Linked DNA regions of Homo sapiens: regions 1 and 3 are each linked to region 2. A link is a loop called in an ENCODE intact Hi-C map of the cell type or tissue named here. Cell type or tissue: PC-9. All regions are shown on one strand. Links, peaks and the distances in the headings refer to the core of each region. The heading gives the core; the rest is flanking DNA. Region 1 has its middle 36 kb from the start of CIMIP1. Region 2 has its middle 13 kb from the start of LINC01742. Region 3 has its middle 49 kb from the start of CIMIP1.

Region 1 (10,757 bases), core at 573-4,572, 95 kb after region 2:
GACCCATCATCCCTTCCTTCTTTCCTATTTCTTTCTCTCTTTTTTTGAATGTGAATGTCTGTACTATGCCTCACTCACCGTTGTATTTTGGAAGCACATAACTTGTTTGGCTTCACAGGCTCACATCTGGTGAGGAATTTTGCCTCACCATGAGTCATATCTTGAGTCTCACACATATCTGGTTTAGATGCTATTTAGGGGAGACTTTGGACTTTAGACTTTAGAGTTGATATTAGGATGAGTTAAGACACTTGGGGCTACTGAGATGGGATAAATGTATTTTGCATGTGAGAAGGACATGAATTTGGGGGGTCCAGGGTGGAATGCTATATATAGACCGAATGTGTGTGTCCCCCTAAAATTCATATGTTGTGATCTTAACCCCCAATGTGATGCTATTAGGAGGTGGGGCTTTGGGGAGGTGAATAGGTCATGAGGGTGGGGCTCTCATCAGTGGGATTAGTGCCCTTATAAAGAGACCCTGGAGTGCTCTCTCTCTTTTTCACTCTTTTCTGTCATGGGAGAAGACAGCCAACTGGAAGGAGGAAGTGGGCCCTCACCAGCCATAAAATCTGCCACCTCCCTTATCTCAGACTTTCCAGCCTCCTGCACTGTGGGGAATATGTGTCTGTTCTTTCAGCCGCCCCATCTGTTATTGCAACAGAAATGACTAGGACAGGGGCCATGGCTGTTTTCACTTGCACTTGCTGGGGATGCATGGGCGCCCCCATGCAGTCACCTCCAGATCTCTTTCTCACCTCTGTGTGCCCACCCCTCACATCCTGAGCCTTGCCAAGGAGACCCAAACTTCAGAGGAGTACCCTGTGGGCAGCCTGCATGCTGCCCCACCATGCCCACAGTCAGTGACTGACTGGTGAGGTGACCAAGGCCAGCAGCACCCACTCTGATCAGGCCAGTTCTGGGGTGGGGGTAATTTATATACCAGGGCTCTCCCCGGGATCAGGCAGGGGAATGGGAATCACTGAAGTCACCCCCTGATTGGCTTCCTCTCCATCCCTGTTCTGGTTCCCCTCCCTGAGAGGCATCTCCTGGGACATGTCCTAATCCTCACCTCAGAGTCTGCTGGGACAACACCTGCCCCAGATGCCACTGTAACCCTGGGCCTTGCATGGTGCCAGCACCTGGAAGATGCTGAGAAAACATTTGTTCAGTCAGTAAACATTTCCCAATACCACTTTTTTTTTTTTTTTTAGATGGAGTCTTGCTCTGTTGCCCAGGCTGGAGTACCATAGTATGATCTCAGCTCCCTCCAACCTCCACCTCCCTGGTTCAAGCAATTCTCCTGCCTCTGCCTCCCAAGTAGCTGGGATTACAGGCGTGCACCATCACGCCCAGCTAATTTTTGTATTTTTAGTAGAGATGGGGTTTCACCGTGTTGGCCAGGCTGGTCTTGAACTCCTGACCTCAGGTGATCCGCCTGCCTTGGCCTCCCAAAGTGCTGGGATTACAGGCGTGAGCCACCGGGCCCGACCCCAAAACCATCGTTGTCCCAACTGGCTGAGAGCCCCTGTTGCTACACATTCTGCCCCTCCCTAGATGAAACAGTACTATGTCAAAGCTGTGCTTGGGGCACTCCCTGGACTGTCAGTGTCCCCTGAGCGTTAATTGGAGTCAGGAAAAGTTACAGCCTCTTTGAGCACTACCTGAAGGGCACATCCTTTAGAGATAAACTAGCACAATATTTTCTCAGTGTTTCTCCAGTTTTGTTTTGTTTTGTTTTAACCACAATCTTCCCTTTTTCCCTCTTGCTTTTGATTTGGAGTGAAAGGCATGCACATGGTGGGGCCTAGAACCCAATCCAAACCCCAGCCCCCGGCTTCAAAGCAGGCATCAAACCCTTCAGCCTCTTTGTTGGCTGATAAATAGAAACTTCTGCCTCTCAAGACAAGCCCGAAATGAAGCGGAATCCTTGTTGCTAAGAAAAATGACACGTGAACGGCTCCCGTTTGAGCTCCCAGAACTGCCCCGGTTTCCCAGGGCTGGCTGCACGTCACGATGCTGGCGGAAGGAGACCGTGGGCTTGATTGACACCACAGCGCTAGCGGGAAATGGTTTCTAAACTTTTGCCCAGCTAGCGGCCTCTTTCCTGACCTCTTTATCCCCTTGAAAGCAAAATAGATCCTAGGAACTGAGATGGAGCTGAAGTTTATGAGTTAGTGTTTCCAGAGAGACAATCAAGACTGGGATTCCTTCTCCCAAGGTTGATTGGGTTACAGTTAAGAAAACGCCATCCACTGCAAACTCAATGGCCTCAGCGGCCAGGTTGGTGACGTCACAGTCAGTGGGTTAGACATGAGAGAAAACAGTAAATGGTGGCAAGCGGTGCAACTAGGAAGCTCAGGCCCCATCTAAAGTAGAAACCTCTGCCCAGCTCCAGATAATTGTTGCCACATGGAAATACAGCCCAGAACTGTCAGCTCTCTTGATTTTTCAATAGAAGTTAGATGGTTGTCTTCTAAGTTGCAATTTCTCAATGATGAGACCTATTCACATTTTTTAAAAAGCACTAGGCACGTGCCTGGCCCAATGAGTCTCAGACTCTTTTAAACAAAAGAGTTTCACCAGTGAGATTTGGAAAGCAGGCATTTGTCATCAGAGTAGCAGGTGTGGTTGTGCCTAGAGCTCCTTCTGCTTCCCCTTAATTCCAGGGTGGTGAATCAGAGTTATCTCAGTTATTGAAAATATGTATTTCAACAAACAGTGGCTTGACCAACTCGTCCTGGCTTGCCTGGGACTGTCCCAATTTTAAAACTTAAAATTCTGCCTCCTGGAGTCCTCCTCAGTCTCAGGAAAACCAGAATAGCTGGTCACCCTTAAGAAGGGATGCTTGGTGAGCCATTGAGTTGTGCCCCCTTGGGAGCTCATTAGCTGGAAGAGGAAATGAACCCTTTGTGAAATAACTGAAAATAGCAGTGGGGACTGTGCCTCTCAGAGTCAAAATCAAACATCACTTCTCAAGACCTTATCTCGTGAAACCTAAGATGAGCACAGCTGTGCTTTCAGACAAAGCCTGTCCAACTTCCCAGTTTACTACAGAGAGTTGCTGTGAGGGCCTGGATCCCTGAATGGCTGCGTGAAGCCGCACCCCTGCCACCACATACTGGGCGGTGATTGTGTTTGGCCTCTGAGATTTGGGGGTTTTCTGTCACAGCATTTGGACTCCCCTGACTGGCACGCTATTGGACCCTTAACTTTTTGGCCAGCATTGTCTAGCATGAGGCTGGTCTCCTTATCCTCCCCTAGGAATGTGGATATGGTGTTCAGGGCCTAGATGGTCTCTACTGGCTACTTGAAGGTATGTACAAAAGGCACCATGGAGTGGTCAGGTTCTCAGAGGAGAGGACAGAACTAGCGTGAGGGGTCAAATTGTGTCCCCCAAATTCCTATGTTGGAGCCCTAACCCCCAGTACCCTAGAATGTGACTGTATTGAGGGATAGAGTTTTACAGAGGTAATTAAGTTAAAATGAGTGCATATGTGTGGGCCCAAATTCAATATGACTGGGGGTCCACACAATAAGAGGAAATCTGCACACAGACACACACACAGAGGGGCAACTATGAAAGACACAGTGAGAAGACAGCCATCTACAAGCCAACGAGAGAAGCCTCAGAAGAAGGCAATTCTGCCGACTGCAAAAAGCAAGGAAATGAATTCTCCCCTAGAGCCTCCAGAAGAAGCACAGCCCTGCTGCCACCAGAACCGTAAGACAATACATTTATGTTGTTTTCAGCCACTCAGTTTGTAGTAATTCATTGTAACAGAAATAGGAAACTAACACAACTTTGAATAGTGTATTTTTCATACACCCCAGCCCTGAACTTGTTTAAATGTTTGCTTTCTTTTCCTCTCAACTATTAATACTGAAGCTGGGTCAATGAAGGAATGCACCTGAGTTTTGAACTCTGGTTGAGTTCCAAACAATAAGCAATTGATGGAAAGAACAATTGCACATACAGCCAAAGTTGTTGAAACCCTCGTGGACGTGTGAATTTTCAAAAGCAAATTGCCAACCCTCTCTCTGCTGCTTCGTGGTTTATTTGATGGAGTGTGTGTTTAGCCAGGCAGGGGTAGTGGGGAAAAACAAGGCTCTGTCCTAATGCTCCCACCAAAGTCATGGGCTGCTCAGGGACACCTACTTCAGCAGGGGCAGGGCACATGCAAGGGACTCCAACCCCAATGCCAGTGAAACAGCAAGAGAACTGTCAGCTTTGCCAATTGCGTATCCTCTGGGGTGTTTCTCATTTTAGTCTCACAACAGGTCTCATACCCTCCTCCCCTTAAGTGACATGGTGGGTTAGGAGAGTGGTGCTGCGGGAGAGACGCAGTGCTGCCAACACGGTGCTATGGCTGCAGTCACACGCCCCTCAGGCTGGAGAAAGCAGACAGCTGCACCCACGGGCTCACATGTGCCAGCTCCATCTGCGAGATCATTAAAATTGAGCCTTGGCAGAATCTGCAGAAAAACACATTTGTTTTCTTCGTAAAGAGGAAGAGTAAACTTTCCTGTCGTCCTCATAAGTTTCTGCAATTACTTTAATGTGCAAAGCGCCTTGTACAAAAGCAGGAAGCTGTTACCCGGACTAAGGCACCAGGATGCATGCTTCCGTTAAATTATACGTGAAATTACACGTTCTCTAGCGCTGGTGGCTTAGTCGCCGTTTAACAGTAATAAGACACACAATTCCAGTGCTCACAATGGTGTTCAGGGGCTTGGCAATTTGCTTCTCATGCTATCACGCATCTAGCCAAACCAGGTAGGCTCCAAGACAATCATTCAGACAAAACAGACTGTCTTGAAGATGAGGAGAGGTGTGGTCCTCACAAACCTGGAGTCACCAAGAAGAGAATGAGCCCGGGAAATCTGCAAAACAGGAGTGCCCCAGCTTCCGAGTTCAGAGAAGAGCTTCTATGTCCATCCTTTTAATATATGATAGAGATCCTGTTCCGGATTCACACCCCATTACGTTCCCAACCCACCTGCACCCACTCCCCAAAATGAAACCGACTGGAGCCATTCAGACAGCCTGAATCTCTGCTCTGTCACTTCATATGTGACTCCCTGAGCTTCAGATTTCTCGTCTGTTAAATGGGCATTTGATTACAACTTCTTCTAAGGACCCTGCCGATAATTGAGAGAGATAATATCTATAAAGTACTTAGCACAGTGTTTGTCTCATAATTGTCTATTACTGTCCATCATTATTTCTCTGCAACTATTCTATTAAATACTTTCAAAGCTTTAGTCGTCCCTCCAGTGCAGCCCTTAGCCCTCATCCTAAACCTAGCACTGAGTTCTGTGAGGTTCTGAGCAAGGGATGGCCCAGCTGCTGCTTGCAGGCCAAATTCTGCAAGCCACCTATGCTTGTGCACCTTTTAAGCTAATAACAGCTTAGTGATCAGGGAAAAATCAAAAGAAACATCAGACGCAGTGGCTCATGCCTGTAATCCCAGCACTTTGGGAGGCCAAGGAGGGCAGATCACTTGAGGCCAGGAGTTCGAGACCAGCCTGGCCAACATGGTGAAACTCCGTCTCTACTAAAAATACAAAAATTTACCACGCGTGGTGGTGGGTGCCTGTAATCCCAGCTACTCAGGAGGCTGAGGGAGGAGGTTCACTTGAATGGGGGAGGCAGAGTTTGCAGTGAGCAGAGATCGCACCAGTACACTCCAGCTTGGGCAACAGAGCGAGACTGTCTCAAAAAAATAAGGAAAGAAGGAAAGAAATCCAAAGAAGCATATCATTTTGTGATGTGTAGAAATTAAATGAAATATAAATGTCAGTGTCTATAAATGGTTTTATTGAGATACAGTTGTGCCTATTCATTTACATATTGTCTATGCTTTTGTACCCAACCATGGAGTTCAGTTGCCACAGAGACCATGTGACCCACAACACTGAGGATATTTACTATATATCCTTTACAGAAGTTTGCAGATCTCCATGCCAGGGAATAAAACCAATGTCTTCAGAAGCCTTGGCCCAGTCTCGTGGTTGATACTGAAAAACCCCAAGACATGACCTGCTAGGCTGGATGTGAGGAGCACCTAGAAAGGTGGCCATTTTTATTCGTTCAGTGGCATCTCAACCAAAGACAATGGGGAGAGCAGCTAGTGGCTTAGATTCATTGGGATGACCCTGACATTGGAGCCAAGAAAGCCATGTTTAAATCACAGATTTGTCACTCCCAGGCGGTGTGATTTTGAGCTGATGACCCAACCTTGCTGAGCCTCGCCGGTCTCTACTATTGGCTGGGGATGTCAATTTCTTTGGCACAGAATTGTTATGACAAATGAAATAAATGTCAGCCCCACCACAGAGGATCAGACACTCCACCTCTGAATAACAGTTATTCCCTCCCTCCAAAATTTGTCTTGTGGTCTGTAAAAAGAGAGCGAGAGAGAGAGAACACATCAAAAGAGAAAAATCATTCTATGATATGAAAAATACATAAACTTCCAGTTTCAGCTCTGTCACATAAACAGCTTGGAAGTTGTCACTCCCATCCATATAACAACAACAACAAAAAGCTGGACAAACTGAAAACCAATGACTTTTCATGGACCCATCAGAGAACTGAGTTTTCAAGGTAAACTACCACCCCAAAATCTGGAGACACAGATGAACCTAGAGAGTAACAGCTGAGCTCCACTTACCCAGAACAGAAGCTGCTGGAGCCATAACTAGTAGAACAGTTACATGGCAATTTTGACAAATTGCTAACGGGTGAGTATAGACCAGCTCTCAGTGAGAAACTCCTGGGGCTGCAATCTTAGGGGGACTCCACAATGTCAAGGGCTTTGCCTCCAGGAATCCCCAAGTTCTTATTGAGAAGATTCTAGAAAGAGCATCTCCTGGCTCTGACAAGGAGAGGAAGAGTAATTCTTATTTAAAAAAAAAAAAAAAGCCACCAGAGCCTTCTCCATAACGAAGGCCCATTCCCCAGGGGAAAGACTGTCCAGGCTTATCCCAGCTTGGGGAAGGGCATTTTCTCACTGCAGCCCCCTCTAGCTTTCCTGTCTCACCTACAGGTGGGAGAAACAGTTGCGAAGGTCACAGGCCAGACACAGGACCCCTGGAAGACTGAGATTTAATCTGAAGATTATATAGAACACTCCCCTTTTCCCGCAATTTACCACCTCACCAACAGGGTTCCAGTATAACAGCAGTGAATTACAGCTGAAAGGGCTCCAAGAAGCAGTACTCTCTCTGAGGAGGGCTTGGAGAAGTTCAAAGTCAAGAGTGGGGAAAAAATAAAGACCTAAAGAAATTTGAAATCTCTGGCACCTACAGATATAGCAAACATTAAACACAGACCAACTCTAAGTAAAATTAACATAAATCCTCACACTAATGGCCTACTTAGCTCAATTCCTGCTACCTGATACACCATGTCTGGTTTCAACAAAAAATTTAAAAGGACACCCAAAAGGAAGAAAGAAAAAACACACAGCCTGAAGAGACACGGCAAACATCAGAATCAGACTCAAATATGACACAGATGTTGAAATTATCAGACAGGGAGTTTCAAATAACTATGATTAATACATTAAGGACTCTATTGGGAAAAAGTAGAAAACATGCAAAAACGGATTGATAATGTAACCAGAGAAATAAAAATTCTAAGAAATAATCAAAAGGAAATGCTAACATTTCTAACAGAAATGAAGACTGCCTTAGATGCACTCATCTGTAGACTGGACGAGGCTGTGGAGAGAATTAGTGAGCCTGAAGATACATCGATAGAAACTTCCCAAACCGAAATGCAAAGAGAAAACAAAATAATAATAGAAACAAAACAGAATACCCATGAAGTGTGGGAACATTTCAGAAGATGTAAGGTACATGCAATTAAAATGCAAGGAGAAAAAAGAGAATGGGGGACAATATTTGAGGTAGTAATAGCCAAGAACTTTCCAAAATTAATGGCATTTATCAAACTACAGGCCCAGGAGGTTCAGAGAACACCAAAAAGTTACATCTAAGCATATCATATGCAAACTGCAGAAAACCAGAGATGAAGAGAAAATTTTGAAAGAAGGCAGAGATGGGGAAAACCTTACCTCTAGAGGAAGAAGGATAGAATTGTAAGCAGACTTCTCATCAGAAACTATGCAAGGAAGAATAGTCAAGTGAAATATTTAAAGTGTTGAATGGGGAAAAGACAACTTAGACTTCCATATCCAGCTAAAATATCCTTCAAAAGTGAAGGAGAAATAAAGACTTTTGTAAATAAAAACTGAGGGAATGTGTTGCTCTCAGACCTGCTCTGCAAGAAATTTTCTTTAGTCAGAAGAAAAATGACAGATGTCAGAAAGCTGGATATACGTTTTTAAAAAAATCATCAGAGAAGACAAATGAAAATAAAATCTTTTATTTTTCTTATTCTTCATTAATCTAAACAATAACAGATTGTTTAAAGTAATAATATCTTAGTCTGCCTAGGCTACCATGACAAAATACCACAAACTGGGTGTCTTAAACAACAGAAATTTATTTTCTTGCAGTTCTGGAGACTTGAAAGCCCAGCATCAAGTTCCAGCTGACTCATTTTCTGGTAAGGACTCTTCTTATTCTTACTAGGAAATGCCAGAAGCAGGAAGCTTCTTGTCCTCACATGGCCTGACCTTGGTGCATTCATGTGGAGAGAGAGAAAGGAGAGGAGCTTTCTGGAATTTCTTCTTGTAAGGACACCAGTCCTATCAGATCAGAGACCCATCTTTATGACCTTATTTAAGCTGAATTGCCTCCTTCTAGGCCCTACCTACCTAAAAACACAATCACAATGGCGGTTAGGGTTCCAACATATGAATTTGAGGGGACACAATTCAATAGCAAATAATAACATTGTGTTGGGGGATTATAGCATATGGATAAGTGAAATGAATGAAAACAATGCCACAAGAGATAGGAGGAAGGAATTAGGAATATTCTGATATGAAATAGCTGCATTACACATGAAGTGTAAATGTATTATTTTAAGACGGACTTAAATTAGTTAAAAATGTATATAGCAAACTCTACGGCAACCACTAAAAACTGTTTTTAAAGAAGCATAGTTAATACACTAAGTGAGGAGATAAAATGGAATCATATGAAAGGCTAAATTAAAACCAGAGAGGCAGAAAACATTGCTTCTGGCAACAAATAGAAAGCAGTTACAAACATGGTTGATATTAATCAATGTATGTATCAATAAGCACTTTAAATGTGAATGGTCTAATTACACCAATTAAAAGGCAGAGATTGTCAGAATGAATAAAAAACAAGACTCAACTACACATTGTCTATCGGAAACAAAGTTTAAATATAAAGACTCTGATAAGTTAAGAGTAAGGAAGTAGAGAAAAATATACCGTGCAAACCAAGAAAGCCAGAGCAGCTATAATAATTTTAGACAAAGTAGACTTCAGAAGATGGAAAATTATCAGGGATTAAAAATGAATATTATATAATCATAAAGGGGTCAATTCTCCAAGAAGATATGATAATCCTAAATATGCAACTAGCAACAGAGCTTCAAAATACGTGAGTCAAAAACAGATAGAAGTGAAAGTAGTCACAGACAAATCCACTGTTATAGCTAGAGATTTCAACACTGTCATGTCAGTTATTGATAGCTCAAGCAGGAGGAAAATCAATAATGATGTAGTTGACATAAATAGCACTATCAGTCAACTTGATCTGATTGACATATACAGAATACTCCATCCAACAAAAGCCAAATACACATTCTTCTCAAGCTTACATGGAACATGCACCAAGATAGAAAATTTTCTTGCCCATAACACACCTTAAAAAGCTTAAAAGAACATAAATCATATAAAATATGCTTCCACAATGAAATTAAACTGCAAATCCATACTAGAAAGATAGCTTGAAAATTCCCCAAATGTTTGGAACACATGTCAAAGAAGTCTCAAGATAAATTAAGAAATATTTTGAACTAAGTGAAAATGAAAGTACAACCTATCTAAATTTGTGAGATGCAGCAAAGGTAGTGCTTAGAGGAAAAATTATAGCATTACATGTAGATTTTAGAAAAGAAAAAAGATTTGAAATTGATAACCCAAGCTTACATCATAGGAAATTATAGGAAGAATTTAAGCAAATTAGGCCTAAAGCAAGCAGAGGAAAAGAAATAACAAAAATTAGGGCAAAAGTCTATGAAAATTTAAACAGAAAAGCAACAGAGAAAAGCAGTGAAACCAAAAGCTGGTTCTTTGAAAAGATGAACAAAATTGATAGATTTCTAGCCTAGCTAATCAAGAAAAAAGAGAGAGACACACACACACACACAAATTGCCAACATTAGAAATGAAACAAGGGTCATCACTACTGATCCCACGGACATTGAAAAGATGTTAAAGGAATACTACAAACAACTCTATGTCAGTGCCCCTCATTTTAATCATTTAGATGAAATAACCAATTGATGGAAAGACATGGACTACCAAAATTCCCACAAGTAGAAGGAGACCAGCTAAATAGCCCAATATCTATCTAATTAATTGAATCAATAGTTAATAACCTTCTTAAAATGTAATCACCAGGAGCAGATGACTTTACCGATGAGTCTTACCAAACATTTAAGGAAAAAAAATAAAAATTCTCTATGCTCTCATTTAGAAAACAGAATCATCATGCCCGTAATCCCAGTGCTTTGGAAAGCCAAGGTGGGAGGACTGCTTGAGGCCAGGAGTTTGAGACAGCCTGGGTAAGAGAGGGAGACCCCA
Region 2 (10,757 bases), core at 4,468-8,467:
TCTCTGCTTGGGTCCCTTGACCTTCTCCCAACAGGCTGAGCTTCTCTTCCTGGGGAGCCTAGAATCCCCTGGCGACTCCTTCCCTTTCTCTTAAATTGTGGCCACAGCATGGCGCCCAGTCCATGGTCAGAATGCAGAGTCCCAGGCTAGGGACTGAGCTTCTCACCAAGCCAGATGCACCCCCCACCAGGAAGCACTGCCCCCGCCACTGGATTGACCTCGTGTGCCAGGTGAGCCAAGGACGAGGGTTTTGGGCCTGGCTCTGGGTGCCTCTAAACAGACCCGCTTCCCAGACCCCGGGCTCTCTTTCCTCTCTCCTGTCACTGTGCAGGTAACTGGGCTCCCTGATGCTGTGGTGTTTCTGAAATACTTCGATGTAGTCAAAAATCTTCATTGAGTCCCTACTGTGTGCCAGGCTCTGAACTCAGTGCTGAGGACATGAAATGGGCAGAAGGGGCCTGCTCCCACAGCGTCCTGGGCTGGGACAGACACATTAGGAGTTAAGGACACTTACTAGAGTGAGTATGTGCTGAAGGCCATAAGCAGGTGGAGATGAAAGGGAGGAGCAGGGGTGGGCGCCATTGTAGAGAGGGGCTGTTTGGGACCCACTTGGAAAGAAGGGCCGGGGCCCCTGAGGAGGTGGCATTTGGAGGAGGAACAAGAATGAGCTCAGCAGAGGCAGCGAAGCTGTTTCCAAGGGCCAGCCAGTGCAAGGCTCCCAAAGTGAGCAGAGGGTGATGCATTTGGAGAAGTAACAGGAGGTCACTGAGGCAGGACACAGGGCAGGGGAGGTGACAAGGGGCCTTCCAGGCCAAGGACAAAAGAAGCCCCCTGAAGGGTGGGAAACGCAATGCACATCCTTGCAGTGGGTTAAGCCGTGTCCTTCCAAACAGACGTCCAAGTCCCAACCTCCAGCACCTGTGATTGTGACCTTACCTGAAAATAGGGTCTTTGCAGATGGAATTAAATCAAGGATCTCAAGAGGAGATCATCCTGACCTTCAGGGTGGGCTCTGAGTCCAATGGCAAGTGTCCTTGTAAGAGACAAAAGAGGAGAGACACACAGAGAAGGGAGGCCTCGTGACGATGGGAGCAGCGGTTGGGGTGATGCAGCCGCCAGAACAGGCCAGCAGCCACAAGAGGCCAGAAAGGGTCTGTCCCAAGAGGCTCGGAAGGGGGCTTGGCCCTGCCCACACCTTCATCTCAGACTCTGGCCTCCAGAACTGTGAGAGGACAAATGTCTGTTGTTTTAAGCCACGCAGTTTGTGGACATTTTTTATGCAGTCTTGGAAGCTAAAACGATGTTTAAAAGCTCTGGCTGAAATAGGCAGAATTGGTTGTGGGGCAGGGGAGGAAGCGGGAGCCGCCTGCGAAGCCAGGACCCCTGGAGCAGGATGGCAGCTGGAATCCAGGCAGTGACGGGGAAGGGAGGAGAGTGGAGATGGAGATATGCCTCAATAATAGTGAAGCTGAAATTTTACATCCCCACCCCCTGCCCAGCACCTTGCTGTAATGGCCTTATTCAGATTTTCATATTTAATTCTGTATTAAACCCAGGTGTCAGTGACCATCACCATCACCATTTTATAGACGAAGAACCAAAGGAACAGAGAGGTTCGTTAACATCTCCCAAGACCACACAGCTAGAGGCAGCAAGGCACAGATTGCAACCTAGGCCAGAGGATCAAAGGACCACGTATTTAGCCACCCCAAGCTCACTGTCATGCAGTCAAATTAACAGCACTTGCTGGGGGTAGAGGTGGGTGGATGATGACAGAGAAGAAAACAAGAGCCGCTAAGTGGGTGGCACTGCTTGGAAGACTGCGGGGTGGACAACCTGTCTGTCTCCAGGAGGAAAATGGCCATTTCCTTCCCAGGACGCCCATTGAGCAGGAACTTTCTGGAGCTGGGTCCTTCAAGATGGGCCTCCCACTCTCCACGTTCTGCCATTCGGAGCAGGCAACCTGCTGCGGTTGTATTAATTATGTGATGGCAAATGAAAGCCCCCAGCTGACCCACCGGGATCATAAATAACGCTGGCAGAAAATGGATTTGGGCCACGTGTCTCAGCAGCAGCTTTTTGTGGCATGAAGGTTGGATCTTTTCCATTCTGGGACTGGTGTTTGCTTAGCTGGGAAACCACTCGTCTTCCTGTTCCAGTTCTCCCCGTAAGCATTCTTTTCCCCTTTTTAAACAACAATAGGGGTTACTATGGAAATCAGAGTAATTTTCATCCCAATGTAGTCCAGATAAACTATCAGGCATTTGCGGCCACCTTGCCTGCCACCCGTGCTCTGGTCTCATGACTAGACAATTTGGGAACGTCTGAGAAACTCACATTCTCTTGCATCGATTTCCTAAGTGGGTCAGAGCTTGGAGTTCTTGGCAATTAATGGCTGAGTTAGTGAAGGCAGAGCATAAAAATTTCATGAGCAAAATACGTCTTCCTTATTTTGAAACTTTAAAAAGCCCCACTCAGATAAATGACCCCTGTTGTACCTGAAGTACTGAGTAAATTAGGTGTAATTTTATTACAATATTGATTGCTGCCACCAGACATCTCGATTGTATTTTTTAGCCTTGATCAAAGGTGAAAATGGCATCTTTTAATCGAGTTGAAAAATGCAACTCTGTGGGAAGATGGAGCTGAGCTGAAGGAGGAAGGTGGAGGGAAGAGAGAAGTCTCAGACCCCCTGTTGGGGAAAATCCACAACTTTTCAGCAGAAACAGAGATTGTCAGCAATGGCTGCCAGTGAATAAGTATTCAGTGAATAATAGGAAAAGAATATAGTAGGCACTCAATAAAAACCGCACCCCTACTCTGTAAGCAAGAAGCTCTGAATATGACAAGAGAGGCTCTTAGAGGTGCTGGAAGTAATGAAAGTCTCCTTAGGGGCAAGAACTGCAGGAAAACGAAATGATTTCTTTTTTTTTTTTTTTTTTTTTTTTTGAGACAGTCTCACTCTGTTGCCTAGGCTGGAGTGCAGTGGCACACTCTCGGCTCACTGCAACCTCCGCCTCCTAGGTTCAAGCGATTCTCATGCCTCAGCCTCCCAAGTAGCTGGGACTATAGGCACGTGCCACCACACCTGGCTATTTTTTTTTTTTAAGTAGAGACTGGGTTTCCCCATGCTGGCCAGGCTGGTCTTGAACTCCTGGCTTCAAGTGATCCACCCACCTCGGCCTCCCAGAGTGCTGGGATTACAGGCATGAGCCACTGTGCCAGCCCACAAAAATCATTTCTTATGTCTCATGTGGCCCTGGCACAGAAGAAGTGCTCAATGAATATTTTTGGAATATTATTGCTGAACTTATGAGGTATAGAAATGACTGTTGGAGAGGGGTGTCTTTCAGGGACCCTTTCTCTGAAGGAAGAGTGACAGCTGCCCAGGTGAGAGCTGAGGTCAGGGCATGGGGATGGAAGAAGAATGTTCTAGGCCAAGGGAAGACCCTGCCGTTCATCGTGACTGCAAAGCAGACAGGGCCCTCGCGGTGAGATAACTGGCCCTTGTGACAATAAATGTTAGTGTAGCACATAAGGCTGAGAAGAGACTGCTCACCCCTGCAGGTCCAGCCCCACACAGAGCAGGGGACACATGCAGTTTGCTAAAGGGGAAAGAAAGAGACAGGAGAAAGAAGAGAGGGGAGGGAGGAAGCAGAGGAGAGGGAGGAGAGGAGCTCCTCTCGCTCTGAAAGTTCCTTCCTCATCTGTAGACAATTGCACAGCTAACATAACCTCTTTTGATGCAACTTAAAAGGAGGTTACTGTTTGAAGAATGATTGATGACGTCTCCTGTGGTTTACCTTTCCCAAGTGACTAATTGGGTGCATTCACCCACAGCACAGAGAGGCACCATTTGCCCTGAATGATTTCATGAACCAGAGAAGTTGAGGGGCTCGGGTCAATGGCTGTGGTGCATGGAAAGCCATGGTCTTCCCCTACCCCCAACCCCACCCTAAAAAAATCTCAGCTAGGACAGATTAATCACAGGAATTGACTGGCAGACGGGCTTCGTGTAGGAAGAAATGCCAGGAGGCTTTGGATAACAGGGGCTGGTGGAGGGGGGTCTCCCACCTGCAGAGGCCATGGTAAGTGGGAGGTATGATGTGCAAAATAGACACTTGGCCCAAGCCTCCATGCCCAAAAAGTCCCAGAGTACACTGGAAAGCTTCTCCACTTGAAGCTTTGCACACAGTCACAGAGCCACCCTGGCAGGACTGGAAGAAGAACATGTGTATAGTATGAACATCTCTAAACTCCATCCCACACCAGTATTTGCTAAGAATTCATTTTTTTTTTTGAGTGCTGCAATTATCTTGTGGACAGTGCAAATTATATCCAGGGGTGTGCTGGTGAACCAGCTCTCCACAATCAAGAAAGGGGAGATCCCCCTTCGTTTGTGTTGTTTGCCAATTACCATGGTGTAAATACTGCCACTATGGCTGATTGCAGGCCATTGATGGTTTAAGAACTAACACAAAAGTTTCCTAAATATTTAATAATCGACTCTCATAAGCCTCTTCAAGCTGGCATTATCTCAGTTTGTATATAAGTTATTATTTATTAAATGTGACCATATGAAGTATGCTGCAATTTTGCAACCGTGCATTGGTATTTCTTTATGGTTTTAATATACCAGGAGGCTCAAAAGATGGAAAGGGTGGTGTAGGGTCTCTTCGTCTCAGAAATCACATTTGTAAAATCCTCTCTGCTCTGCTCTGTTCAATCTGGTGCCTAAACCTGGAAAGTGATTTTTCACCATCTCTACCTTCCTGCCCATCCTTCCCTCCTTTTACAAACATTTATTAGGCCGCTACTCTGCCGCCCCACATCCTCCATGAAAATGTCCCTCATCCAGTCAGACGTGGTAAATATCTCAGTCACTCCTGTCTTCCTTCTCAGCATTCTAGGTTTTACCCTAGAGACCAACCGCTCATTCATTCAAGAAATGTCAACTAGAAATTTATTCTGTACTGGGCACGTGCTAACTGCTAGAGCAAAAATAGAGTTATCTTGTTTTAAACAAACTTTTTGGAGAATACAATAATAATACATATTCACAGATGAGCATTTGGAAAATGTAAAAAAGAATACAAAATCATCTCATAACCTGTAATTCCATTATCAGAGATAATGGCGGCTGATGTTTTGGTGTGTTTCTATTCAGTTATTTTTCCTTGTCCAATAAACAAGGACACAAGAATTTTTTTATAAAAATGATCATAACCATTTAATAATACAATACAAACCTTTCTACATCATCACGTATTTTTCTGTACGATATAATTTTAATAATTGTACAATATTCTATTGTCTGGTTGTGTTATGATATACACCCAATCTCCTTTGTTAAACACTTCGGTAATACTCAATTTCTTATTCTGAATATTCTGAATCATTCTGCAATAAAAATTCTCTGATGAATGTCTGCACATGCCCATGATTAATTACATAGGACAAATTCTTGGAAGAATAGTATTTTCCAGGTCTTTTATGGTTTTTCTTTTTGGCCCAATAGTTGTTTAGGACATAATTTTTTAGTTTGGTTTGTTGTGTTTTATTTATAAATCTTAGATTTTTAGCATACTTCTTACCAAGATTAACATAGTTACAAAACTTTCCTCAAATCATAAATGTCAGCCCAATGAATTTGTATGTAATAAACATGCCCTTATAACCGGTGCATAGATATAGGAATAAAATATCACCATCTCCTCAGAAACCCCATTGGTGTCCCTTCTAGAAATTCTCTATACCCCATCCAAGGATAACCATTATCATGAATTCTAACAGCATAGATTAGTTTTGCCTGTTTTTGAACTTTATGTAAACAGAACCCTAAAATACAAATGCTTTTGTGTCTGGTGCTCTCGATCTACCCTACGCAGGCAAGATTCCCCTACATTGCTGGATGTGGCTATGTGTGTCAACTTTCCTGAGTAGTTGCATTGTGTTCTGGTGGATGAAAAAACCCATAATGTATTTGTCCTTTTACTGTTGATGAAAATCTAGGTAGTATCACCCATCTGGGTGGTCTCATCTTCACCCATCTATAGGATCAAATTTATTAATTAAATTATATAGAGCTTCTCTAGGTATACTTTCATAGTTTTGTCTCTAGATCTTTGAAAATTAAAATGGAAAGAGGTATCTAAAATCTCCCACTGTATCGTATCACAGAGGTGAAGGAGTCGGCCCAAGACCACACTATCCAGAGAGGTCAGGAGGCGTTTGGACTCAGCCACCCGGCCCCGGGCAGCCGAGGTTAACGGAACCCAGCGCCCGAGGCTGTTGTGAGGATGAAACATGATCATGGAATCTGAAAACTCAGCCTGACGTGGAAAACATGATTGCCTGTTAAGCACCGGCTGCTCATTTTCATCTTCTGGGTGAAATGCTCAAAGGGACTGGATGAATACTGAGTGAGTAAGGAATAAATGAATGAATGAACAAATGAATCCGAATGCCCTCCAATGTGCGTATGTGCCTGGGTCTGTTGCAGAAAGCCGCCTTTGTTGTCTAGACAAGAAGAGATGTTTGCTTTGTGAGCCCCTGGTGGGTCTGCGGAGGTGGCAGCCCCTGGGGGCAGCTGGACCTTCCCCTGGGCCCCCCACCAGGGTGACTGATGAGGCTGAAGGGGATTTTGCCAGCAGCTGCGGCTGCCAGCCCAGCCTGCCATGCAGACCTGGTGCTCTGGGCTCTGGAATGAAAGCACAATAGTGGCATTGTCACCACTTCCCTGTTTCTTGATTGTCCCAGTTACTCATCAAGGATGTTGGCGAGCCCAGCCCGGAACACAGCGTCCTTGTCCCTTGATTAAGCAGCAGACACGCTCAGACAGTGGCCCTGCAGGAGGTGGTCGATGAATTCATCTCTTGGCCATTCAGAGAACCCAACAGCCACGGACTTGGGCAGAGATGGGTCAATGGGAGGTCATGCCGGGTGGTCCCCTCCAGAGGCCACCCCCAAAGGGAAATAATGACAGCATCCTCCCCCCAGGAGGTGCCCCAGACAAGGCTGATGAAAGGGGTGGCTCGGTGGCTTCCTGTGGAAAGCCCGCTCTGGGACAGACCCCTGTGTGAGAATGATCCTGCTTGCTGTTATCACTCCTTGATCAAAACCTTCAGTGGCTTCTCACAAGCAGAAGACAGTCAAAACGCCTCTCACAGAGCCCTCCGTGATTTGACCACAGATCTTCCCGCTCACGTTTTTGCTCACCGTGTTCTGCTCACACCTGCCTAATTTCTGGCCCTGGGACGCACCATGGTCTGTCCTTCCTCAAGCCTCTCCTTCCGCCTGGGTGGATCTCTGGGTCCACCCCGGCACCAGCTCTGATGGCCGACTCCTAGCCGGGGCTGCCTGGTTCACTTTCGGACCCTAACACGTGGAGTAGCACCTGCCCAGAGGAGGCACTGGAGAGACATTCACTCAGGCTACTTCCCAGCGCCTAGAGCAAGGCCTGGTACATACTAGGTGCTCAGCAAATATGGAAGGGAGAGGGGAAAACAGAAGGGAGGAAACGGTGGAGAGAAATTATCATGCAGCAACTTCAGAGACAGCAAGGGGAGTGGAACAGAGAAAGGGGTGCCTTCCAACAGGCACCTGGGACCCCCTTTGGGATGGGCCCCCTGTACACGCCCATACCACTCTCCAAGGCTGAAAGCATCTCGTCCTCCACTGCCAAAGCATTCCAGGAACGGGGCTGCACCCAGAGCAGCAGGAGGTACCATCCCCTCTCCTACCCTCACGTCCAGCTCTTCTCCCTGCTCCATGATCCACAGTGAGGGCCTCCCTCGCTTCAAGATAGTCCATGACTAAGGACCTGTGGGACCATCACATTTCTTCATCTCTTCAATACATCTTTTTGAAGGCCTGTGATGCCCCATGGATGGGGCGAGGCTCCGGATCAATGAAGGCAGGAAAGTCACACGTGGCCCCACCTGTGGCAAGCCCCCAGCCAGTGGAGCTGGGAACATACTGGACAGATGAGAGTCAGCCCATGTGTTCAGGAAGCCAATCTGATTTTTGTCATCCACTGGCCCTTTAAACTTGTCCACTGGGAAGGAGCCTTGTCCCTGACCAGATGGGAGCTCAGGCGATGACCATGACTTTGCTGGTCGCTTTCTAGCAGTAGACAGTCCTGTGGTCAGTGTGAGTCACAGACGGCCTCAGTCTAGCAGTGGAAAAAGTCCTGTCCTGAGTAAGAATCAAAACTTGCTCCTTGATTCAGCACAATTTGCTGCACGACGGGTGCCTGCGGTAAGCTGACTGCTTGCAGGGAAGTGGCCTGGACCTCCTCTCTTTGCCCACAGGCTTTCGTCCATCACTCCGACACAGCCTCCTCACTCGGGCTCAGGAGCCAGGCAGGGTCGGGAGGGAGACGAGGTGGACAGCTGCTCCCCCCCAGTCCCGTGTGTGACAGCTCTGAACTGCCTGGGACGCAGCAGAGCCTCCTCCGATGGACTGACGGCTCTGTGGGGATGAGCAGGGCCTCTCCTACCTGGCCGCACCCCTGTGGGCCATTGTCCCGGAGAGGAGCCCCTCTCTTTAAGGGGCTCAGTTGCCCAGGATGCATGCAGCATTGACCGTCTCTTGGAGGAGTTTCAGCTTTTCAGAAGCAGCCGCAGTTCTTCAACCCAGGCCCCTTTTGCCCTCAGGCATGAGTCCCTTGAGCCCTCCAAAGGCCGGGCGCGGACAGAGCTGTCTGCATGTTCCCACAAAACCCTCGCCAGGTATGAAGTGAGGGGATCACCACCCTCCCTCCTTGGAGCGGAGAGTGCTCTGTGCTCCTGCAACTCACAAAACCTTCTTCCCATCTCCACAGAATCAGGACACCTGGGTTCCCATCCCTTCTGCCCACACCAAGGCATAGCCTTCCACCCCTCTGAGCCTCAGTTTCCACTTCTATACCAAGGGAATGGCACTGCCCTAACCAGGCTCTGAGGGGCCAGATGGAGTCACGTGCACGCACACATGTCCTGTTTATTATTAGCGGAGGTGTGGTGTTGGCATGGTGTGAGGATGGAAGGAATTCTCAGGACCCTTCCAGGGTAAAGGAACAGAAACATCCCTGACCTTAGCCTGGCCTAAACTAGGGATTGGCTCCTGGCCCTGAATTCTCTGCAGACTCTGAACTCAGTGTGTGCCCAGCCTGAGCCATAGCCAAGAACCAGGTCCAAGTGCACTGAATATCTCCCAAGCTGGGCTGGACACCCTCCTGCCACGTCCAGCCCATTGTTTCAATATGAAGCAGAATGTCCCCCTCAGAACCTGGGGCTGTGTACATTTTGCAGCTCCAGAGCCACTGGCATCACACTGCAGACCAGAAACTTTCCATGGGAACCGTGGGAGCAGGAGGAAGACCAGGTGCTCAGCGGCCAGGGCAGGGCCATCCTGGAGCTCTCAAGCCCGGGCACTGGAGCCAGCCAGCCATGTGTCCCCTTCAAGAAGTCTCAGAATCCCAAATCCCAGCTGCAGCCTCTGGAGCTGGAAGACAGGTCATGTCTTAGTGAAGTTCTTTCCCTGAGACCCAGGTCATCCAGGACAAAAGCAGGAACTGGAATGAGACAGGAAAGGCGGTGACCCCCCAGTCCCTGGCTGTCCAGCCTTCAGGTCATCCATGGATGCTACAACATGTATTGAGCAAAACTCCAGGATGTGCAACTGGGGTAAAGCAGAAGCAGAACAGACAAGCCCCAGGGGATGTAGATGCTGCAGGAGTGGGCAACAGCCAGTAATCAGGAAGCAGATGCATTGACAAAAAAAATAGCAAGCAAGGCAAAGCAAACCCCACGCAGGAAGCACACAGGTGCGGCCCGAGTGACCACGGGGAAGGGGCTGCTTTAGCCGCCCATCGTGGGGGCCTCCTCCAAGCAGGTGGAATGTGATTCTGCAGCTGGAGTGATGAGAGGGCTGGCTAGGGGAAGACCCAGCCCGCAGTGGCAGATGTCCAGGCCAAGCAGCCAGCACAGGCAGACTGTGGGGTGATGAGGTGAGAGCTTGCAGGGGAAAGGCCTGGGCTGTGATGAGATGAAAACTTCAGATGAAAAGATTTTTTAAATTGCCCCCTTATTACTGTATCAGTCAGGGTTTGACCAGAGAAAGAGTCAGTAGGAGGCAGATATTAAGGGATTTATGCAAGGAGTTGGCTTTGGTGACCATGGGGTCTGGCCAGGCAAGTCCCGAGTCCATGAGACAGGCTATCAGGAACGGCTGTGACTCACAGGCATGGGCCCAGGCCACTGTCACAGGAGGAATTTGTTCTTCTTCAGGGGCCTTTGCCGGCTCCAAGGCCTTTCCACTGATCAGGCCCACCCAGGTCATCCAGGACAACCTCCTTTACTTGAAGTCAGTGATTATGGGCTTAAACCACAACTCTAACATCTCTCCCTGCAATGCTCAGCTGAGGGACTCATTGAATAACATGACTGTGGCCTCGAAGGATTCACATATCAAGCTGATCATCACAATTACCTGCCCAGAGCAATATTAAACACCACTCAGAAATTATGCACATGGTTTCAACCTTCTTTTTAAAGTCCAAGTTGTTCTGGACCTCCCTTTTGGAGAGGTCCCGGAGTGGCGCCCCGCCGCGGGTCAGTGACTTCCTCCAGTGGGGAGGCATCTGCCCTTTGTCCCACCCACAAGGCAGAATGATAGGCAGGGGCCGGGACCAATCCCCACCCTGTGACTTCCTTTGAGGCAGCTTCAGGGGTGGGGCTGTCCAGTTCCCCTGAGGTCACATTAGGAATGCCAGC
Region 3 (10,757 bases), core at 4,380-8,379, 86 kb after region 2:
ACAGTTCTGAAAAATAGAATAATGAAGAAAGCCAGTGAAATGGGTGGGGATGCTTCACCCAGGCACCCAGGAGCAGGGATCTAGAACTGAGAGGATAGGGACTCATGGTTGTGGGTGCCCTGCCTTCTGCCCCTCATTCATCCTGACAGCCTCCCTGGCCAGACCAACACCCAGCCGCTCACCCCAACACCCAAGACGCTTCGACCACCCACAGTCCTTCACCAGACAAGGCGAGACCAACACCCAGCCGCTCACCCCAACACCCAAGACGCTTCGACCACCCACAGTCCTTCACCAGACAAGGCCAGACCAATGCCCAGCCTCTCACCTCAACACCCAAGACACTTCAACCAGCCACAGTCCTTCACCAAACAAGGCCAGACCAACACCCAGCCACTCACCCCAACACCCAAGACGCTTAGACCACCCACAGTCCTTCACCAGACAAGGCCAGCATCCATTCCCTGGCCCTCATCTGCTTTGGACTTACACCAAAGACTTAAAATTTGGTGCCTGTCTGAGCCTAATGCTTCAAGATGTGATTCTGTAGCTGTTGCTATGGGACTAAACAGAAGAAAGATAATTATTAAACAAAGTGGGAGCAGGCAGACCCAAAGTAATAAAAGATGGTATGGCCCTTGCACAGACAACGGACTTAAAGGACAAATAGATGAACGTCAGTGCTGAGCTCGTTCAGGACACTGCCTTTGGCACAAATGAAGAGGCCGGGATGGCAGCACCAGGCTCTGTGGACAAGAAAAGCTGGCAATGTGTAGTCCAGTGGGCACCAGGGGAGGGGGTGATGGAGGCCACCCATGCTGTGCCTGCTGAACTTAGGAAGCAGCCTGTGACAACTGAAGAAGGGAAGAGCTTGAAGAACTTGCTCAGGCTGCAAATGGAGACCAAAAGAAAATTGCACAGCATCATCTCTGGTGCAAGGAGAAAAGGTCAGAAGAAAGAGAGTCTTTACAGTCAAGAGTGTAACATCAAATGACTGATTAGAAATTATTGAAAACACAAAATTCAAGGGACATTTTCCCCTCCATATGTTATTGACACATCCAAAAGTTCGAAGTATGAATTCCAGGATGCTTGCAGTGAGAAGCAACATTCTAGTGTCCAGTCCCAGAGGAAAGAGCTATTTCTTCCACAACATCCCTATCAAGAGTCCAGGTTCTGACCTCTCTTTGGTCTGAACTTGGTCATGTGCATAGCCCCGAGCCAATCGTGGTGGGTACAGGCTTAGAATCGGGATGCCTGCTGCAACTGCACAGACCAATCTGGTTCAACTTTGATGTAACAACGTTGTCAGTTGTTTTCCATTGCCGTGGAATCCCAGGTTCAAGGTCGTGTAATCTGAGCATGTGATGAAATTTTAACCTTCTCTTTCTTTCAGACTGAACCTTCTGGAGAACATCAGAGATTTCCCAGGCCCCCATTTTTAACTCTGGGAAGTGAGCTTGGCACCATCGGGTGTCCAGTTATTCAAAAGCAGTGCTTCCATTCCCTCCCTTACCTCACCCTATGGTCACATGGCTTCCAGCTCATCAATCCCTGGAAGAAAGATACATTCCAGATTTGGGGATCAACAGAGAAGAGCCCTGCTCTGCTGTGGGACCTCAGCTGTATCTACCTCACAAGTTGCCATCAACAAAGACCCCTTCTGGAGGCACATCAGAGGGGAAAAGGGTGGGCAGGGGTGCTTGTTCTTGGTGAAATCAGCATTTCCAGTTATCGTTTAAAAATGCCTTCAGAAAAGACAATCCGTCCAAGGGAAATAGTCTCAGGGATATTCATTTCTGGAAATTTATCCCCCATTCCCTCCCTTGCAAAGTCCTGCGGGCTGCTATTTCCAAAATGGTGTGGACCTGGATAGATTTTGGCTAAGGGCTGGCTTGAATGCTCTATGCTGAAGGGATCCAGCTGTCTTCCTCTGGGCCTCCATATCCTGCTTATTGCAGTAGAAACGAGATCATTGTCCCTAAGACAAAACAATAGTAACTAGCATTCATATTGCATCTTATATTTTTAAAAACACTTTCATTTCCTTTGCTTCACTTCTGAATCAGGTACTATTTGGTCCTCATTTTACAGAGGAGGAAACCCAGGCTCACAGAGTTGATTGATCTCAGAGCATCATCTGGAAAGTATTGAAGTATTGCTATCCAGCCCCTGAAGAACATACACATGATGTAATTGCACAAATTCATTGTAAAATAATAGTAATAATAAAGGTAAAATTAAGCACTCGCCACCAGTGGTGCAAATCCCATAACTGCTATTTTCTCTGTTTCAGTGGTCATTTCCTTGTGAGGCTGTGTAGTTATTCATGTAACCAATCCTCTGTTGTCGGCTATCGAGCTTGTTTTCACCTTTCCAATTCAGGCTTTCTGGGGTAGATCCTCAGTCCTTTCCAATGTACTAGGTGGCTCTGCCCTACGGGAAGGGACGGTTTACAAGTCAGATTGACTTAGAAATCCTTTGCAACTAAGTGGAAAATCATAATTAAAATGACCACCTGCCTGACACGTTTACTGCACTGTCGCATCCCCAAAAGCACAAGAGAAAATGGATGGGATGATACAGTGATGACTCTGAAGACATGGCTGCCCACATTCCCACGGCCTTTTCATTTTCCTGCAGCCAGCGCTGCCCTGCCAGGGCACAGGTAGGCCGGGGGTTCCCAGTGGCGTGCTGGGAACACTTAATGACAGAGTATCTACAGGGAGGGGAGTCTTGATTTTAGTGCTTGCCAGTTTCCATGGTGTCAATACTCCCACCATGTCAAGCTCCCAGTGTGCGTCACTGGATGCAGGTTGCTGGGTGTAACGGGATCGCGTGAGCTAACAGGAGCTGGAAGTACCCATGGGTTGGAATGACACCTTATGCACCGAGAGCTCCCCAGCCCAGCTAAGTTCCAGTTCCCACACCGATGAACTGCTTGGTAACATTTCACTTCCTTCCCGCACCTGTCTTACGTCCTGTCTTGCTTGTACCCCTGCTGGAGTTGCCTGGGATCAGCTTCAACATAAACTCTACACTCAGAGCTTGCATCTGGGGGAGACTCAACCTAAAGTGCCCTATAATACAAACTTCACAGCAATGGCAATTTTGAACTTCAAACCACAATAAGAAGGCAGGAGTTCAAGGCACGTGTGGGAGTTATTTCCCACAAACATTCAGCATCAAGAAAACTCCACTAGAGTAGGCTGCTGCAAGGAGGCGCCTGTGACATTTGGGATTGGCTGCAGGCTGAGCAAAGAAGCCAATACATCTCAGCTGAAGCAGAGAGGAGCACTTCCCATGGTTTAGAACCCAGGGAAGAAGAAAGGATTTCCCAGCCCTGTCCCTTGCTCTGCATCTGCCCGGTTCAAGCCTCCACTGCCTCTCACTTGGACCAGCAGCAACGCCCCAGTGGGTCGGCCCCCTCCACATTCCACCCTTGTCACCCCATCTCCCACCCTGAGCCCGGCTGTCTCCTGCTGAAACATATGGCCATGCTCACCTCTTTCTTTCTCTGCTTACAACCCTTTAAAAGCCCCTAAAGATCTCATCTTCCACACCACGGCCTGTGGAACCTCCCATCATCTGGCCCTGCCTCCCCTCCAGTCCAGCCCCAACCCACCCCTGCATTGCTTCCACCCGCTTGCCTCTCTTTGTGCTGTGTCCATTGCCTGGAATTCTCTTCCTTCTCTTCTTTGTGCAAATCCTGCTCATCTTCCTAAACTCAGCAAGGAGAGTCTCCTCCTCCAGGAAGCCCTCCCTAACTTCCCTTATCCTGGATTAGCTAACATTCACTCCCAGGAGTCCCCGGCATAGCACTATCACCTCACTCATCCACTGTATTGTGATTACATGTTCATGCCTCAGTTTCCCCTAGGAGACTGTGACTTTCCTAAAGAAGCCTTATCTGAATCAACTCTGCATTCCTGTAGCTTGGCATCTTGTTTGGGGAATGGTGGGTGCTTGGTAGGAATTTTAAGGCAATTCATTCATGCATTCATTCATGCATTCATTCATTCATTCATTCATTCATACATTGCTTCTGGCTGCCGAAATGCCTGCATTCTCTCCGCTATTGATGGCTAAGTCATGAGGAGTGGTTGGGAGGCAGCAGTTAACCAAATTGATTAGGTACTTACTTTATGCTAAATAAAGTACTGGTAGGGCTCTGGGTCTTAAGAAGTGGGGCCCCTGACCTCAAGACACCTACCAGGAGACAGGAGCGCACATCTAATGTGCTGGACCAGGGCACTTCAAATTTTAATTGGCACACAAACCACCTAGGGACCATGTTAAAGTGCAGGTTCCGACTCAGCTGGGCTGGGCTGGGGCCCGAGGGTATTTATTTATTTATTTATTTACCTACTTATTTTGAGACAAAGTCTCACTCTGTCACCCAGGCTTGAGTGCAGTGGCGCGATCTCAGCTCACTGCAACCTCTGCCTCCCAGGTTCAAGTGATTTTCCTGCCTCAGCCTCCTGAGTAGCTGGGATTACAGGCATGTGCCACCACGCCTGGCTAATTTTTGTATTTTTAGTAGAGATGGGGTTTCATCATGTTGGTCAGGCTGGTCTTGAACTCCTGACTTCGTGATCTGCCCGCCTCGGCCTCCCAAAGTGCTGGGATTACCAGTGTGAGTCACCGCGCCTGGCCCCGAGGGTCTTCGTTTCTAACCAGCTCCCAGATGACGCAGCCCTGCTGGCCCCGAGCCACACTGGGTGCTTACCGGCAACGTGTTGCACTCTGCAACCAAAGGCAAGGCCGCATGGCACCCATCCTTCCCTCCTGCCCCACATGCTAGTATGTTCCTTCAATCAACTCTCACTTTGTTCCCTAAATGTATTTAAAGGTAAATTTTAAATTCTTATCTTAAATGAAAAAGAAACATCACTTTTGATACACAGAAAATACCCAGGAGATAAATAGAGTAAACTGTTCTACACCTGGTTGCACATCCTCAACTGATGGTCCTGAGCCACATCCAGCTCCCCCTCTGTTCAAATCAACTTCAAAATAAACTCCATACTCAGAGCTTTCGTGGCCAATGGAGATGGTCAATGTTAGGGGTTAAAGGCATATTAGCACTAAGCCGAGACTTTCTCTTTGAGATCACTAGAGGGATTCTGAAGAATGGAAAAAGGGGCCAGGCACGGTGGCTCATGCCTGTAATCCCAGCACTTTGGGAGGTCAAGTCTGGCAGATCACCTGAGGTCAGGAGTTCAAGACCAGCCTGGCCGACATGGTGAAACCCCGTCTCTACTAAAAATACAAAAGTTAGCCAGGCTTGGTGGTGGGTGCCTGTAGTCCCAGCTACTCGGGAGGCTGAGGCAGGAGAATCGCTGGAACCAGGAGGCAGAGGTTGCAGTGAGCCAAGATCATACCATTGCACTGCAGCCTGGGCGACAGAGCAAGGCTCCATCTCAAAAAAAAAAAAAAAAAAGAAGAAGAAGACAAATGGAGAAAGGGATGAGCTTCTCAGTTTGTGGTTCTCTGTTACTTGGCAACACAGTGTGTGCTGCAGGCAGTGTTTTGGGAGAGCCTGGATTGACAACTGCAGAGGCCACTCTGTCCAGCCCAGGCATGCTCCAAGTGCCTGAGGTCATTGGCAAATGACCACAGCTGGGCTCTCTTTGGCTCAAGAATCTCCAGATTCCATGCATTTTCATGGCCTAGCAAAATGCCTCCAGTATTTGAACCCCTTGACAGCTGGCCTCGCTATGGCACCATTCCACGAGAGAAGAATCTCACCGCCCTCCACCCCATTATAATCACTTTAGATAAACCCTGCTCACAGGCGGCAAGAAATTTAAAAAAAAAAATGTGGGAATAGATGTTGTTTCACAGGCAGCAGAGATTTAGCTGTGCCGCTTTCTCTTCTTAATTGTGGGTCTGTCCAGGGAACCCACAGCAGTGGATAAATCACGGTGATGGTTGGCAAGCCACTGTTGCCACACAGCTACCCGAAGAGTTACAATATTATCTGATGCTGAAAGGTGGGGATCAGGGAAAAGGGTGAATGGATGACTCAGTCACAGATGGAGCCACAAAGATGAAGCCATTCATTCCCACCCACCACCACCACCACCACAAAAAAGAACATCTGAGCCCCCACCATGAGTCAGGGATGAGCTGGTGCACCTGCCCTCAGGGGCTCAGCCAATAGAAGGTGCACCCCCTAATGATCTGAAGTAACTTGAAATCACAGAGTCATCCTACCCAAAATGCAAACTCAGTGGTTTCCTCACCTACTCAAAACCCTTTAAGGATGCAAAGCACATCTGGTTTTGCTTGCTGCATTCCCATTTTCCCGCTGGTAACAACTTCCTGGTCTTCTTAGTGGAGACCCACTCCCCCCGACCTTTGGTCTACGTGGTCTGGGTGGGGCTGGCGTGTGCTCCTCTGTCCCTCCACCCCACTCAGTGGGTGGGCAAGCTTCCCAGAACCCTGGCTACCTAGGGGTGGCATGTGACCAAGAGGGAGTCCAGGACAATCCCAGTCTTCAGTTGACACATCCTGAAAAGCACACCTGCTTCTGCCTGGGCTTGCCAGGAGTATCAGTGGGGACTCTGGACCTGCCTCCAGAAAGAAAAAAGGATTCGTGATGGTTAACTGGATGGGTCAACCCAATTGCCCAGGGCTGCCCAGATCAAATGTTATTCTCGGTGTGTCTGTGAGAGTGTTTCCAGATAAGCTGAGCATTTGAATTGGTAGACTAGGTAAAGTTGATGGCTCTTCCCCATGCAGCTGAGCATCATTCAAACCACTGAATAGAACAAAAAGGTGGAGGAATGAGAAAGCCGCCCTGTTTTCTTCCTGCCTTCCTGCTTGAGCTGGGACAATGGGCTCCTTCTGCCCTGGGGCTGAGGTTTATACCACCGCCTCCCCTGCTGGTCAGGCCTTCGGAATCAGGCTGGAGTCATTCACGGCAGATGGTGGGACTTCTGAGCCTTCATCATTGCATGATCCAACCCCTCCTAATAGATCTTCCTTTATGTAAATATATATAGCGATGATGAAGGTGGTGATGGTGGTAAGAGGATGAAGCTTCCCACCTCCCAGAGTGGAGGAGGAGGCTCTTCGGTGACCATGCACTCAGAGAGACTCTGTACCTCTGTTCGTTTCTGGCACTTCTGGAATGAGCTCTTAGGATTCATGATGAATCCGACCTCAGTTGGTCATGGGACAAAGCCTTATAAAATGTCCTCAGCGGCTCCTTCCAACCTTCCAATTCAATCTCACAACACGTGAGACTGCCATCAATTGCAGATGTGTCACCTGTGGGGAGCCGTCCTGAGAGGCCACGTGGCACGGTGATTGGGAACACACACACCAGAGCCAGACTGCCAGGTTTGAATCCTGGTTCAAATCCCAGTTCTGGCACTTCTCTTTCCAGGTCTCTGTTCAGCTCTGATTCCCATCTATAAAAAGGGGATACTGATAACCCCTCTATCATAGGGCATCTCTAAGGGCTAATGAGTTAATACACGCAAAGTGTGTAAAACGTGAGAAGGTGCCGATATCATGACTTTCACGTGTGCCTTTTTTACGGCATTCAGCTCATCCATTCCTCACAACCAAAGAGTAGAAGTAAAGGAGTACATTTCTTTGGCGAGAGCAAAGCCAGAAATTCAAAGCTTTAAACAGTGAGTCCTCTTAATTGGAGACACACAAAGGATGTTGATCCAGTGCTGATATTTATAACAGCAAAAATTGAAAACAGCTTAACTGTCCAACAATAAAGGCTTATCTTTATATACTTGAGTACATCCATGTAACAGAATTTCATGTAGCCTTATAAAATCATGTTACCAACATTTATGTATAGAGAAAGGTATTTATAATAGGATGTTAAATGAAAGAAAATACAGGCCTGACCTGTAAGCAGAGTATGATGCCAACTTTACAAAATACATAGAAAAAAATGAAAAATACAGCAAAATGTTTACAGAGGTTGTCTTTAGGAGGTGAGATTAATTTGCTTTTCTCTATTTTTCTAGTGGACCTATATTACTTTTAGAATCATAAAAAACCCATGATAAATGTTATAAAAATGATGAGTGCTGCCGGGCGCGGTGGCTCATGCCTGTAATCCCAGCACTTTGGGAGGCCGAGGCGGGCAGATCACGAGGTCAGGAGATCGAGACCATCCTGGCTAACACGGTGAAACCCCGTCTCTACTAAAAATACAAAAAATTAGCCGGGCGTGATGGTGGGCGCCTGCAGTCCCAGCTACTTGGGAGGCTGAGGCAGGAGAATGGCGTGAACCCAGGAGGCAGAGCTTGCAATGAGCCAAGATCATGCCACTGCACTCCAGCCTGGGTGAAAGAGTGAGACTCCGTCTCAAAAAAAAAAAAAAAAAAAAATTTCAGTGCCAGTTAGAGGAGAACCATGTTTAAAAGAGAGAGGGAAAGATGATTTTCCTCAGCCAATGCCCTTAAACTAATTAAAAACAGCACCCTTCTTCATCCAATTACTTCCAGTAATTTATTTTAACAAATCAAATTGCCCCCAAATTCAACTTTATTACTCATTTTTTTTGTTGTAAAAGGAAACCCTCAAGAAGCAACAATCTTCTGCCCTCTGCTTGCCTAAGCCATTTGAATCCTGCCCGCCTTGCTCCTTTTACGCCTGCCATGTTCGTTTGAGGAGATGGGAACCCCAGCATGGCTCCTCTGAAACATGTAGTTCAGAGATTTGTGCAAGCCACCATTATGCTCCAAGCTCAAGCAGAGAGAAGATTCTTCTCTGCACATGCTGTACCTGAGACCTTCCCTCTTCTTGGTAATTTCAACTGAGAGAGTAGCCAAGACCATAATGTGAGATGGAGAGCAAAGGATAGCGTAAGTTGGCAAAGTGGCACTCTCACCACAAGTGAGGCTGTCATTCTTTGATATCACGCAAACACGTATTTACAGGACCATCAAGGAGGGTAACATTTTAATAAAGTTGACTTAAGCCTCAAAGACTTTGGGGATATTTGTTACTGCAGCATAACCCAACCTCCCTGACTGACACACTACTGTCTCCCCTTCTGCCTCACCTCACTTTGCCCCTGTCAACAAAACCCACTCCTTAAAAAGCAGCATGTTAATTAAATTCACATGGGACACTGAATCAGGAGACATTTCTTACAATAGTGAGGTGAAAGAAATAGAGAGATTAGGATTAGGAACATAGACAGAAAATCACAGCTTGAGATCTCACTTATCAAAACATTAAAGAAAATAAGAATGAAGCCAAATACATGTGGGTAAAGCTAATCAAGCTAGAGGCAGCACAGGAGACTGAGATAAGCCAAGAGAAATGGAGAGCCGGGGGGAAACCACAGAATCCCTGTAGATTTAGAGTGCAGTGTGATTAGGTATCATTTGCTGCCAGGCACAGAGCCTGGAGTCCACAGGGCAAAGGAAAGAAGTGCCCCTCTGGAGGGCTTCTCTGCCACTCAGATTATTCCCTCGCTTGGCGGATGTGTTAATTTGCTAGGGCTGCCACAACCAAGTCCCAAATTGGGTGGCTTAAACTATGGAAATGGATTGACTCATGGTTCTGGAGGCCAGAAGTCTGAAATCAAGGTGTCAGCAGGGCTGCTTCCTGCAGTTCCCAGTCTCTCTCCATGGTTCGTCGACTGCCATCTTCGTATTCACATGGCTTTCTCCCTGTGTACCTGTCTGTGTTCAAGCTTCCCCTTTTTATCGGGACAGCAGTCATCCTGAATTGCGACTCACCCTAGCAACCTCATCTTAACTAGTTACATCTGTACAACTTTATTTCCAAATAAGGGCACATCCTGAGGTAGTGGGGGTTAGGACTTCAACATATGAATTTAGAAAGAGACACAATTCAACCCATAATGGAGGGTCTCGTTCTCTGGGTACTGAAGATATGCAAGGGTCCCAGGAGCTTCCAGGGGTGTAAGAGGCCAGGCAAGGAAAACAGAACAGCACAAAACGTGAGTGATGATGTACACAGGCAACAGATGCCAGGGCCAAACAGAAGGCATGCACGTCCTAAACGGGAAGCTTCTTAAAATTTGGGGCTCTGCAAAATGCCAAAGCAGAAGCTAAAAAACTAGCATCGAGCTCATTTGTGGTCCTCAGATTGCTAATTATGATGGTAGCAATCCCAGTTGTGGAAGCCACCAAGCCTGCTTGAGTATCCTGCCTCACTCTCCTTCCAGGCACAGGCTTCCAGCTAGGTGTGGCCACATGACTTGCCTTCCCAAGATGAACAGAAGTGACGGATGTCTCCTCTGGGTGGAAGCTATAAAAGCCAGTCCTATTTTCTCTTTTCTTCCGCCACAGTGAGCAGCTGCTCTGTTCATCTGGGCCACAGAGAGAGGAGGATCACGGCATGAGTTAGAGTCCCTGCCAACGGATGGTCCCATATGAGGAAAAAATCAATCACCATTGTCTTAAGCTTCGGAGGCTTTAGGGCCATTTGTTACTGCAGCATAACCCAGCCTCCCTGACTGATACACCCCCATCTTTCCCACTGTTCCCACCCCACCTTATCCCTACCAATAGTACCTGAATTTATCTCAGAAGGGTGGACCCATCCCCAGCCCCAGAGATGAATTAAAACCATTTCTTCCTTTATGTGTAGATGGGTTTTCTCCCTTGGTTTTCTGACAATCATGTCACTTTCCCCAAACCAGAAACTTACCCTCTTCTTGTCAGCTTGGTCATGGCTGTGAAGAGGCCCCTCATCCCTTCTGCAGCCCCTTCCAATTCAATCTCCCCAGAATCATCTCTGAA

Evidence for each region. Hi-C counts contacts between places; a loop is a spot of excess contacts. Peaks named below come from ENCODE experiments on the same cell type or tissue, not always from the same donor. Only the 100,000 strongest peaks of a DNase experiment are listed, where the experiment ranks them.
Region 1: it touches region 2 in a loop (4-fold over the local background); 1 of 110 quality-filtered maps calls a loop at or near these places.
Region 3: it touches region 2 in a loop (6-fold over the local background); 1 of 110 quality-filtered maps calls a loop at or near these places.

What each region holds. Positions count from the first base shown.
Region 1 is chr20:58,109,539-58,120,295 of GRCh38, forward strand. No RefSeq gene overlaps it. Among named protein-coding and RNA genes, the nearest start is that of CIMIP1, 36 kb to the right of the region's middle. In PC-9, for the core only: no CTCF peak of the experiment used is centred there; a DNase peak (open chromatin) is centred at 2,643; H3K27ac peaks cover 3,141 bases.
Region 2 is chr20:58,011,033-58,021,789 of GRCh38, forward strand. No RefSeq gene overlaps it. Among named protein-coding and RNA genes, the nearest start is that of LINC01742, 13 kb to the left of the region's middle. RefSeq lists a silencer at 10,542-10,711. In PC-9, for the core only: no CTCF peak of the experiment used is centred there; DNase peaks (open chromatin) are centred at 6,329, 6,779 and 8,159; H3K4me3 peaks cover 348 bases; H3K27ac peaks cover 3,877 bases.
Region 3 is chr20:58,096,862-58,107,618 of GRCh38, forward strand. It overlaps the pseudogene HSPD1P19. Among named protein-coding and RNA genes, the nearest start is that of CIMIP1, 49 kb to the right of the region's middle. In PC-9, for the core only: no CTCF peak of the experiment used is centred there; DNase peaks (open chromatin) are centred at 5,600 and 6,090; H3K27ac peaks cover 795 bases.